Regions from separate parts of the Homo sapiens genome. Here region 2 is linked to region 1. Evidence: read pairs that join two places in POLR2A ChIA-PET (ENCODE). Cell type or tissue: PC-9. All regions are shown on one strand. Region 1 overlaps RAD51B (RAD51 paralog B). Region 2 overlaps DCAF5 (DDB1 and CUL4 associated factor 5).

Region 1 (5,000 bases):
TAGAGAAATATCTTTCATATAAACAGAAGAAATCAGAAGCAAGAGTTAGACACTGTGTCATACAAAACCATGCCTTTGATTGACAGAAAAGATATGCTTGACAAAATTCCAAACTACATTCCTACAACTACTCCCTGATGAAACTGTTTCCTTATAACATTTGAAAGTACCTTCAAATCCTAAGTGCATATTGGCTTTTTGTGATCCAGCCCTAAGTAGTAATAGTACTATCATCATTTATATTTCTGGATCTAAGATATGTACATCAGCATGAATTAGCTGACAATAAAATTCTTCATATTTCTGAATGCAGCCTTTCATGGAACTTTCTTAAGCAAAAACAAATTCTAGTAAAACTGAATTTTACTAGAAAAAGGCAAGAAATAAAATCAACTATCTGTCCTCAGCTGAGTTTACCTCATTTTAATTATTTCCCACTGCAACTATTTTACACCTTTTCTCCTATCTCTTTTTTCCTCATTCTTGGCCAATGGCCTTATCTTTTTTAATGAGATGCCTGAGGTCTGATATATCCTCCCTCAGCATCTGTCCTCTCCCTATACCTCCACCCATCTCCTGTCCTCTTACTCCTCTGATCTCTAAACATTCCTTCCCAAGGTCAATAACTCAACCTATATACTTGATATCATTTGTTCCAGATTCCTCCAAGATCTATCAGCCAACAGTTAACCCCCTACTCCCCAGTACTTTCTTTCTCTTCTTCTCCAAATACTCCTTTACCTCTGCCTACAAATATGCTTACTTTTTTCAATTTAAAGAGAAAAGAAAAAAGTCTTCCCTTGACCCTAGTGATCCTATAGCTAACATTTCATCTCTATCCTCCCATTCATCTCCTAAATCCTTGAAAGAGTAGTCTGTGTTGGAAAGTTTATTCTTTAAAATGTACCTATTCTTTAACTTCTTGGATTAGTTCACCCACATCATAGTATTAAAACTATCTTCTTAAAGGCCATCAGTGACCTCAAAACCACCAAACCTAGTGGAGTCTTTTCTTAACCTTCATCTGTCTTCTCCTCTGGAGAGTGGACCATATGATGCTACTGACTAGCCTCTCACTGAAATTCTTTCATCTCTTGGTTTCCAGATCAGGTGCTGATTTAGAAAGCAAACACGAGAGTCAGCATCCAAACCTACAAAATGGCTAATATTATTTCCCTCACTAATAAGATACAGGAAAATAAGCAACAGACTCACCAAGTCTGTCCTGAGTGCGGAATTAAGCACAAAGAATCTTACCTACCTGGTAAGGTCAGGAATAGTATATATAATCTTGGCATTGAGAATGTAAGCCTCTGATCCCTCATATCATTCTGTGGATTATCAGTCCTAACAGCTTCTGTGATGATTCAATAGAAAGAACAATGGAATTAATTTGAGTTAGAGCGTTACTATAACCATGGAGTACAGAAGAGTCTGCAAGGACAATGAAAACCACAGTAGTTGGAGTAAAACAAGATCACACACCTCAAGAGAGACTTCCTAATAATATGCTGTCCTGATTTCTTTCTCCCTGATTTGACCACTTCTGCCACCTTCTTTTCTTCTATTCAAACTCAAAAATGTGTGTATTTCTCAAAGCACACATTTCTTTTCAGTCTTTTCTTCCTGTCCCTTTCTCTTCTTTGCAATTCTCATATGCCCCTACACATTCATCTCAAACACTTAATACATCTTCTTAATTTCCCAAATCAGCTCCTCTTCCTAATTTTCTTCTTTCTGTTAATGGTACAACCAGTGCCCTAGTTACTCAGATGCAAATATTGTTCCAATTCTCTTATCCCTCACTTCCCACATACAATCATGGCTCAGTTCTACCGATTCTGTCTACCAGATGCTTCACTTTTCTTTTCCGTCTCCACTGCCACACCTTATGTTAGGCCTTATTCTCTCTCACCTGGGCCTCTGCAATGGCCCCTTAATTTTAATTCTTGATTCTAACCTCTCCCGACTCCACTATATCCTTCCCATTAATCATTCTAAAGCACAGCTACTAGCTCCTACCAAGCCCTTGCTAAAAAGTCTTCATGGACTCCCCACTGCTAGAGAATAAAGTTCAAATCTTCATTCTCATTTTTAAAACCCTCCATGACCTGGCTCTAAGCTTTACTTGCCATTTTATCTCCCACCATTCTCCTCTATAAAAGTTATACTTCACCCTAAATCAGGCTTCCTGTTCCCAAATATCCCCTACATCTCCACCTCTGCTCCATCTTTGCCCATGCTGTTTTCTTTGTCAAAAGCCTAACTCCTACCCCAATCCCATCTTAATCTGTCCAAATTCAACACACACCATAATGTCCAGTTCACATCTACTTCCTTCATGAAGCACTTATGTTAATAAAAGGATTAGATCTGTCTTGTCTACACAGTCCTCTTAGATGGTTGATTCTGCTTTTTCTATAGATGTTTGAATATTTATATTCTACCTCTTCCTAGATAAGTTCTCTGAGGACAGAAGTAATATCCATTTTGCTCTTTCTGCAATGCTTAGCATAGTGTTCTGTACTAGACAGGACTAGAATATATGTAAGTCTCACAAAACAGCTAATGTAATTACAGGCATTCAGTTTAAGATGCCAAAGAATGTCTGATTCAGAAGTAGTAAGCATTTATTAAAAAAAAAACAAAAAAACTAAACTAAACTAAACTAAAAAACTTTTTTCCTTTGCTTTTAGAATCCTCTAAGAGTTCTGAAGTTGCACTCTGCCAATAATCTCTTATATGTCATGTTCCTGACAATATTAGATACTAATATTTTCAACTAGTTCTATTTCTTAAAGAGCTTCTTTCCCTCTTCCTTCTCCTTTTCCTCCCCCTCCTACTACTCCTACTTCCGGCCAGTTTTTCAGAGGACATCCTTACTTCACTTCATTAAGTTTAAAACAAGGTGTGATGTCACTTACTTTTTTTTTTTTCCTTGAAGAAAGCAGCTATAGCATCTGTCCTTCCTCAAAAGATGTTTTTGGACAGGCCAAACTTCAAGATGTCATTTAGGAATAAGTTTAGACCACAGGATGCACATCTATTGCAATGATATGTTACTAATCTTTACAAGCAAACTGGCTCTGTTCATGTACATTGTCAGAGTGTATGGCAAGGTTTAATATCACTTCTTCCCATATATCTGTCCGTTCATTAATATTGCAGAAACGCTTCATTTACTCTTCCACACATAGATTTTATTACTGCTTAAAATCTCACACTGGTATGTACTTTGTATTGACAATGACACTTCAAAATAGCTTATTATAGTTCAAAAGTTTGGACAACTGTTTCTAACTTCCAGTTATCTTTTTTTTTTTCTATAAATGAAGCCAGTGAGCATTTTCTACATATGGTTTGTGTAACAATTGGTTACCTGAGGAGATGACTGTTGAATCTTTTGTGACAATACTGTTGCTAACATAAGCAAGAAAAATTAAAGAAATTCTGGAATTAGAGTGGAAAAAGTGACTAATCTTCACTGGAAACAGTGACTTAGACTTCATTCTGGTCTTCATTTGTCCCACCGAAGAATTTTTTGTATTAGTTTGATGGTTCTAATAGCATTTGGAAATATCTACTGCTTTTTCAACATTTGTGAGTCACATGGGGTTATTTACGCAAAATAACAGGAGGTCCAGGAATGTTTCCATATGCTAGAAAATGATTTCATCAGTCTAATAAGGCAGAAGAAAAAATGTGATTGATTTTGCAAATAAACACTAAGCCATAGGAGGTTTCTTCAAGGTTAACTTTAACAACTTTGCAGCCACATCAGATCACCTCATAAAATAACAGAATAGTATGAAGTCAGTTATGATTTATATGTTATAAAAACATGTGGTATGGTTAAAGTACAATTTAATATTCTAAATTCAGATAAACCTGAACTTTCACCTATTGATAAAGCAGTAATCTTTCTGCCTACTCTCTTGTGACTCTTGGGATCATATAATCAAAAAAAGGCAAGTTCCAACTTTGTAACTTAAAAACTTTTAACTATACTGTTACTCTTCTGCTTAAGCCTTTTAAACTGGGAAGACGATAAGCTGTAGGAAAAAATGGGTACTACATTAAAGTCTAAAGGCAGTTGCCTTATTTTGGTTAATAAACCATTTAATGTTTAATTTCTGCTCTGAAAAAGCTCATAAAAATTTAACTTGACAATGGCAAACTATCACAGAAGAAAGAGGAAGACTCAAAGCCCATTAACAATAAAATGATATTATTATTACACCCAATTGCAGACCCAATGAGTGACAGTATATTTCAATGGATACAAAACTACAGGCACCAACTACGTACAGGCATACCTCACCTGTACTTCACATATATTGTGGTCTTTTACACATTCAGGGTTTGTGGCAACCATGCACTGAGCAAGTCTATGACTGCCATTTTTCCAATAGCATGTGCTCATTTCATGTCCGTGTCACATTTTGCTTATTCTCACAATATTTCAAACTTTTTCATTATTGTCATACCTGTTATGATGATCTGTGATCAGCAATCTTTGATATTACTATTAAGGTACCACCAACCACACTCCTGTACGATGTCAAACCTAATAGATAAGTCTATGTGTTCTGACTGTTCCACCAGGACAGCCATTCTCCTGTCTTGCTGCCTGCCTTTGGGCTCCCTATTCCCTGAGACATAAAAATATGAAAATTAGTCCATTTAATAACTCTACATTTCTCTGAATCACGTTAGACAAAAAAATGGAAAAAAAATGAAATAACCATAAAATGGCCCCTAAATGTTCAAGAAAGAGGAACAGTCACACATCTCTCACTTTAAATCAAAAGCTAGAAATAATTAAGATTAATGAGGAAGACGTATCAAAAGCTGAATCAGGGCAAAAACTAGGCCTCTTGCACCAAATAGCCAAGCTGTGAATACAAACAAAAAAATTCTTGAAGGAAATTAAATGTGCTGCTACCCCAGTGAACACACAAATGCTAACAAAGCAAAACAGTCTTATTGCTGATAAGAAG
Region 2 (5,000 bases), 1.2 Mb before region 1:
CTCTAGTCCAGGAGTTCAAGACCAGCTTGGGCAACATAGCAAGACCCTGTCTCTACAAAAAAGAAAACAATTAGCCAGGCATGGTGATGTGCACCTGTAGTCTCAACTACTCTGGAGGCTGAGGTAGGAGGATCACTTAAGCATGGGAGGTTGAGGCTGCAGTGAGCTATGACTGCCCCACTGCACTCCAGCCTGGGTGACAGAGTAGGACCCTGTATCCAAAAAAAAAAAAAAAAAAAGTTTTACACATCAGTTTTTATAAAAGGGAAGAGCATGTTAATGTCTTAGATAACTGTATATTCTTCCTTAATACTGTACCAAAACAAGTAGAAGTTTCTTAAAGATTAGTTGCAATGTAGAATATAAAACCATATCGAATAATTTCTCGTAGCCTGTTACATTGTTACATTAAAATCCATTGATCTGTCTTAAACTTTGGGTCTTTCCTCCCATGCATCATTTTATAACATCATACATCGATCATTTGGAAAATACTGGTTCACTGAGTTTTTCAGGTTTTCCAAATCTTGACACATTTCATTGTATATTTTAAAAAGTCACATTTGTTGACATTGCCACCAGTCTCATCAGAAAAGCCTCTGTGTATTGGGAAGTGGTTATGTTCACCATGGTGAATACAATTTTTCCAAAATTTTTATTTTTACTTGAAAGCTTGAATTTTATCATTGGCTACAAATACTGCCAATTATTTTCCTTGAGGTGACAGGCTCATCTTATTCATTTTTGAGAAAATATTAGCAAATACCCAAATCTGAATAACCATACTTTTTCAGTAATTTCAAGTAAAAATGTTATTCATGAAAAAAGCAGCCAGTTCAGCTCACAATGCAAACTATCTCATAGATACTTTTTCACAAAATAGGTATTGTTTTTCAGTGTGCAGCAGAAGTGTTTTATGTGTACTTTCTATTTTGTCATACAGAGTATTTAGATGTGTACTCTGGTTGAAATTTGATACAATTATTTTTACTGCTTCATCAAGGCACTCCTGAGTGAACGTGGCATTTGTGTTTTATTGTGAATGAGTGGCAGTTAAAGAATACACTGATGAATAGTACAATTTGCCGTCACTGCCCTAGCGCCAAGGCACCAGTGGTTTTACCCACCATTGCTTTTGCATTGTCAGTACAGTTTCAAACAGTGAAAAAGGCAAATAACATTGTAGTGTTATTGCGAAAAAAATTTTGACTTTGCAGACCTTCTGGGGTCCATGGGACACACTTCGAGAACAACTGTTCTGAAGCATGATATTATGACATCGTATCCTTTCAAGTGTCTACATCAGAATTTAACCAATTCTGTCTTGTTTCTTCTGTTTATTTTTTGCTTTTATCACAATCCTTGTAGCTAAGTCCAAGAGAAAAAATATTTTCCCTTAGAATAAAATCTTTAGAAGTGGAATTCTGAGTCAATGGGTGTGAATATTTTTTATATTTTTAAGATACATTCGATATATGTCACCCAATTGTCCTCCAAGATGGTTAAACCAGCTTATTTACACTTGGACCAATGTATTATGAGACTGCATCGTGGCTTCTGCTGGTCATTATTTTGTCTTAACCAATTCAGTCAGAATATTGGCATCATCTAAAAAGTGTATTATGACTTCTCATACAACTGGCCTTGATTACTAGTGAGTCTGAATATTTTAATGTTTTGGCCATTTTGTAGTCTTCCTTTAGACTGATTACAGTGCAACTCATTAGGTTGTAACTTTCTTTGTTAAAACAGTCACATTCTCCTAATTTCTCTTGAGATTATTCCCTAGTTAACCCTGTTTGCATCTGGATGTATATCAAATTGCAGCCTCTGATTTAGAGTCCCTCTCTTAAGGAGGTCGTAAATGTGCCTGTTCTCCAAATTTCAGAAGTTTGAGCCCCACGTTTTTGATTTTTGTTATATATAAGGAGTGTCACCTGTGCTATTAACATTTTTTCTAAGTTGACTTTCCTTATAAACAGCATTTGAAAGAAACTTGACATTACTATAAAGTCTAAGTCACGGGTTTTATGTGCTAGTTGTTTTTTTCTAGTACACCTTAAAATACGTAATTATTAAAATCATTTCTCTACTGTCTAAAATCATCCAGTGGCCTATGTTCCACACTTTAGGAAGAGCAGGGGCTTTGGACTCAGACATCTTGGATTTGAATCCCACTCTGCCTGTAACTGGCAGTGTGCTCTTGGACAGGTGCCTCAGTTTTGTGCCTCAGTTTCCTCACTGGCAAAATGGGGATGTTAGAAGATGAACTCTTAGGTGCCTTACATCTCTACTCTGTGACTCTGGTGTAAGGAGAAAGGGATATTTGAATGTTTGTGGATTTCTTTCTCTGTTTCTGATCAGGAATTAGAGACATTGTCTAGGGTTAGTATTTCAAAACCCTAGCTTTATTAAACTCCACTGCTATTAGTCATCTGATTTTGGAGAAACCATTTCATTTTATGGGGCTCTAGCTGTCTAGTTAGGGTGTTGCTGCTGCTTAATACTTCCTATTTAATGTAAAGTGTTTCTAGCTAGGAGCTAAGGCAAGCCAGGACCTCACTTTTAACATGTTTAAAATGGGGATGTTTCTGTTCTACTTACCTCATTAGAGACATGGAAAAATGAGATAATAGGTAGATAAGTGGACTCAGCTTTTAGCAGAAGGGTACTAGGTAAAAACAGGGTGTCAGCAGAAGTAATGCCTGTAGATGTTATCCCTATAGCTACTTCTGTAGTGAAGAGCAAAATTTGTGTGACACCACCTCTCCTATCTCTCCAGACCTGCCTGTACCCCCGCCTCTTCCCTGCCTACTGGTTTCGATTTGGGAAGTGCCACTGAACAGCAGTTTTATGACCTTGGGCAAATCACTCAACCTTAACTTATCCCTGGGCCAAAAATTGGGAGATCTGGCAATCTTGAGTCTGTATTTCTCTATGGCAACAACTGGCAAGAGCTGAATGGTGGCTTATCTTTTAAAAATACAGATATATTCTTCAGTCTGTCACTTAATCTGGCAAGTCTGACTCATTTACTTTGCTGCCTGGCCTCTTATATTTGCGAGGCTGGATTGCATCATGGTAAGGAGCATGGTTTCTGGAGCCACATTACCTAGATTCAGATGCCAACAATGACTCTTGGTAGCTGTGTACCCCTTCATATTATGTAGCTTTTCTGTAGTTTCATGTGAATTCCTACTTCGTGGGGTTGTTAAAAGGATTGGAAGAGCCACTACATATAAGACCCTTAGGATAGTCCCTGACCCAGAGTAAACTTAACTGATGTTAGCTGTTGTTTGAGTTCAAATAGCATAATAATTAGCTGACATTTATCTAGCTCTTAATATGTATCAGGCACTGGGCCAAGTCTTTTACACAGATCTATCTCATTAATCCTAACAGTAACACTGTGAAATAAGTAGTGTTGTTTTCTCAGTTTTACAGATGGGAGGACTATAATTTAGAGAAGTTAAGTAACCTGTCTAAAGGCACACAGCTAATAAGTGCCGGCGACATTGAGAGTTGAACCTGTGTTTGTGTATCCTAATCCTGTGGGTTTTTTCTTATTATTTTTTCCTATGTCTTACTACGTGGAGACTAAGCCTGTGGTTTTGAATGCTGTGCTGTGCTATGCTGCCCCACATTATATCACCTCTAAAATAGGTCTAATCACAGAAGTGGCTGGCTTGAGTAAATAGAGCTTAGTGCTCTTAATGTTTTTGTAGGTGATTTGAGGAGAGAATGAATATGAAATTTCCCAAATTTATATATGATGTTCCTTGAGGCAGTGAAATGCAAAACAATAGGGGATAAATGAACTACAGAAAACTCTTTTGGGCTGGATGGGGTGAGTGAATAGAAAAGTGGTAACTGAATTTCAGGGTAGGTACTCATGAAGAAAGATAACTCAAACTGTTTGTAGAATGATGCGCTCTGAGATATTTAAAAGGACTTGAGAGTTATTTTAGGCTATTATTTGAAGGTTAAAAAGGCCAGCAAACATTTCACACCCATTAGGATGACTATTATCCAAACAAGCAAAGAATAAAAAGAGTTGGCAAGGATATGGAGAAATTGGAACTCTTGTACGTTGTTGGTGAGAATATAAAATGGGGCAGCCACTGTGGAAAACAGTATGGCATTCCTCAAAAAGTTAAAAGTAGAATTACCATATGGATCCAGCAATTTCACTTCTGGTTATATACCCAAAAGAATTGAAAGTAGAGGCTCAAACAGATATTTGTACACTAATGTTCATAGTGGCATTATTCACAAAGCTGAAAGGTAGAAGCAACCCAAGGGTCCATCAGTGGATGAATAGATAAACAAAATGTAGTCTATACATACAATGAAATAGTATTATTCAGCCTTAAAAAGAAATGAAATTGACACACACTACAACATGGATGAACCTTGAAGACACTGTGCCAAGTGAATGGTGTCTAGGGGGAGAATGGCAGTTGTCAGTGGGAAGGGGTAGTTCTGGAGATAAAATGTGGTGATGGTTGCACAACGATATGAAAATGTGAATGTAGTTAATGCCACAAAACTCTATACTTGAAAATAGATAAAATCATTAAAAAAAAAAAAAAAGCCTGGAAAGTGCTTTTCTTCCTTGTGTAAAGCTCCAGAACATTCCTCATTTGGAATGCTAGGTGCTGTTCTGTCCTCTGCATGTTGGTAGAATGGATACAACTTAGTTTTAGGCTCCAGGCCAAGCTCTTTGGATTATTAGCAAGTCATTTTACCTCTCTGATACGTGTCTAGAAAAAGGGCCTACATAATCCTTACCTCACAAGTGACAATAAAATGAGATATGTAAGTGATTGAATTCCTATACAAATATCAATTATTTTCAACTTTGGAAAAATAACAAAACAGACTTATTTTCCATCCACTGACGTAGCTGGGCTGTGTGTCACACAGACTGTGCCTCTGTAATGCGCTGCAGTTTCTTGGAGCTTAGGAGAGGTATGGTTAACACAAAAGGAGGTTTGGTC

The links. ChIA-PET counts read pairs that join two places held together with the same protein. Peaks named below come from ENCODE experiments on the same cell type or tissue, not always from the same donor. Only the 100,000 strongest peaks of a DNase experiment are listed, where the experiment ranks them.
Region 2: POLR2A ChIA-PET joins it to region 1 with 14 read pairs; 2 of 35 experiments call an interaction of 5 or more read pairs at or near these places.

The regions. Positions count from the first base shown.
Region 1 is chr14:67,950,539-67,955,538 of GRCh38, reverse strand. The region is part of intron 7 of RAD51B (RAD51 paralog B); the gene reads right to left. Among named protein-coding and RNA genes, the nearest start is that of RAD51B, 130 kb to the right of the region's middle. In PC-9, no CTCF peak of the experiment used is centred here; no DNase peak of the experiment used is centred here.
Region 2 is chr14:69,131,353-69,136,352 of GRCh38, reverse strand. The region is part of intron 1 of DCAF5 (DDB1 and CUL4 associated factor 5); the gene reads left to right. Among named protein-coding and RNA genes, the nearest start is that of DCAF5, 19 kb to the left of the region's middle. RefSeq lists a silencer at 2,667-2,961. In PC-9, no CTCF peak of the experiment used is centred here; DNase peaks (open chromatin) are centred at 2,412 and 3,002; H3K27ac peaks cover 2,127 bases.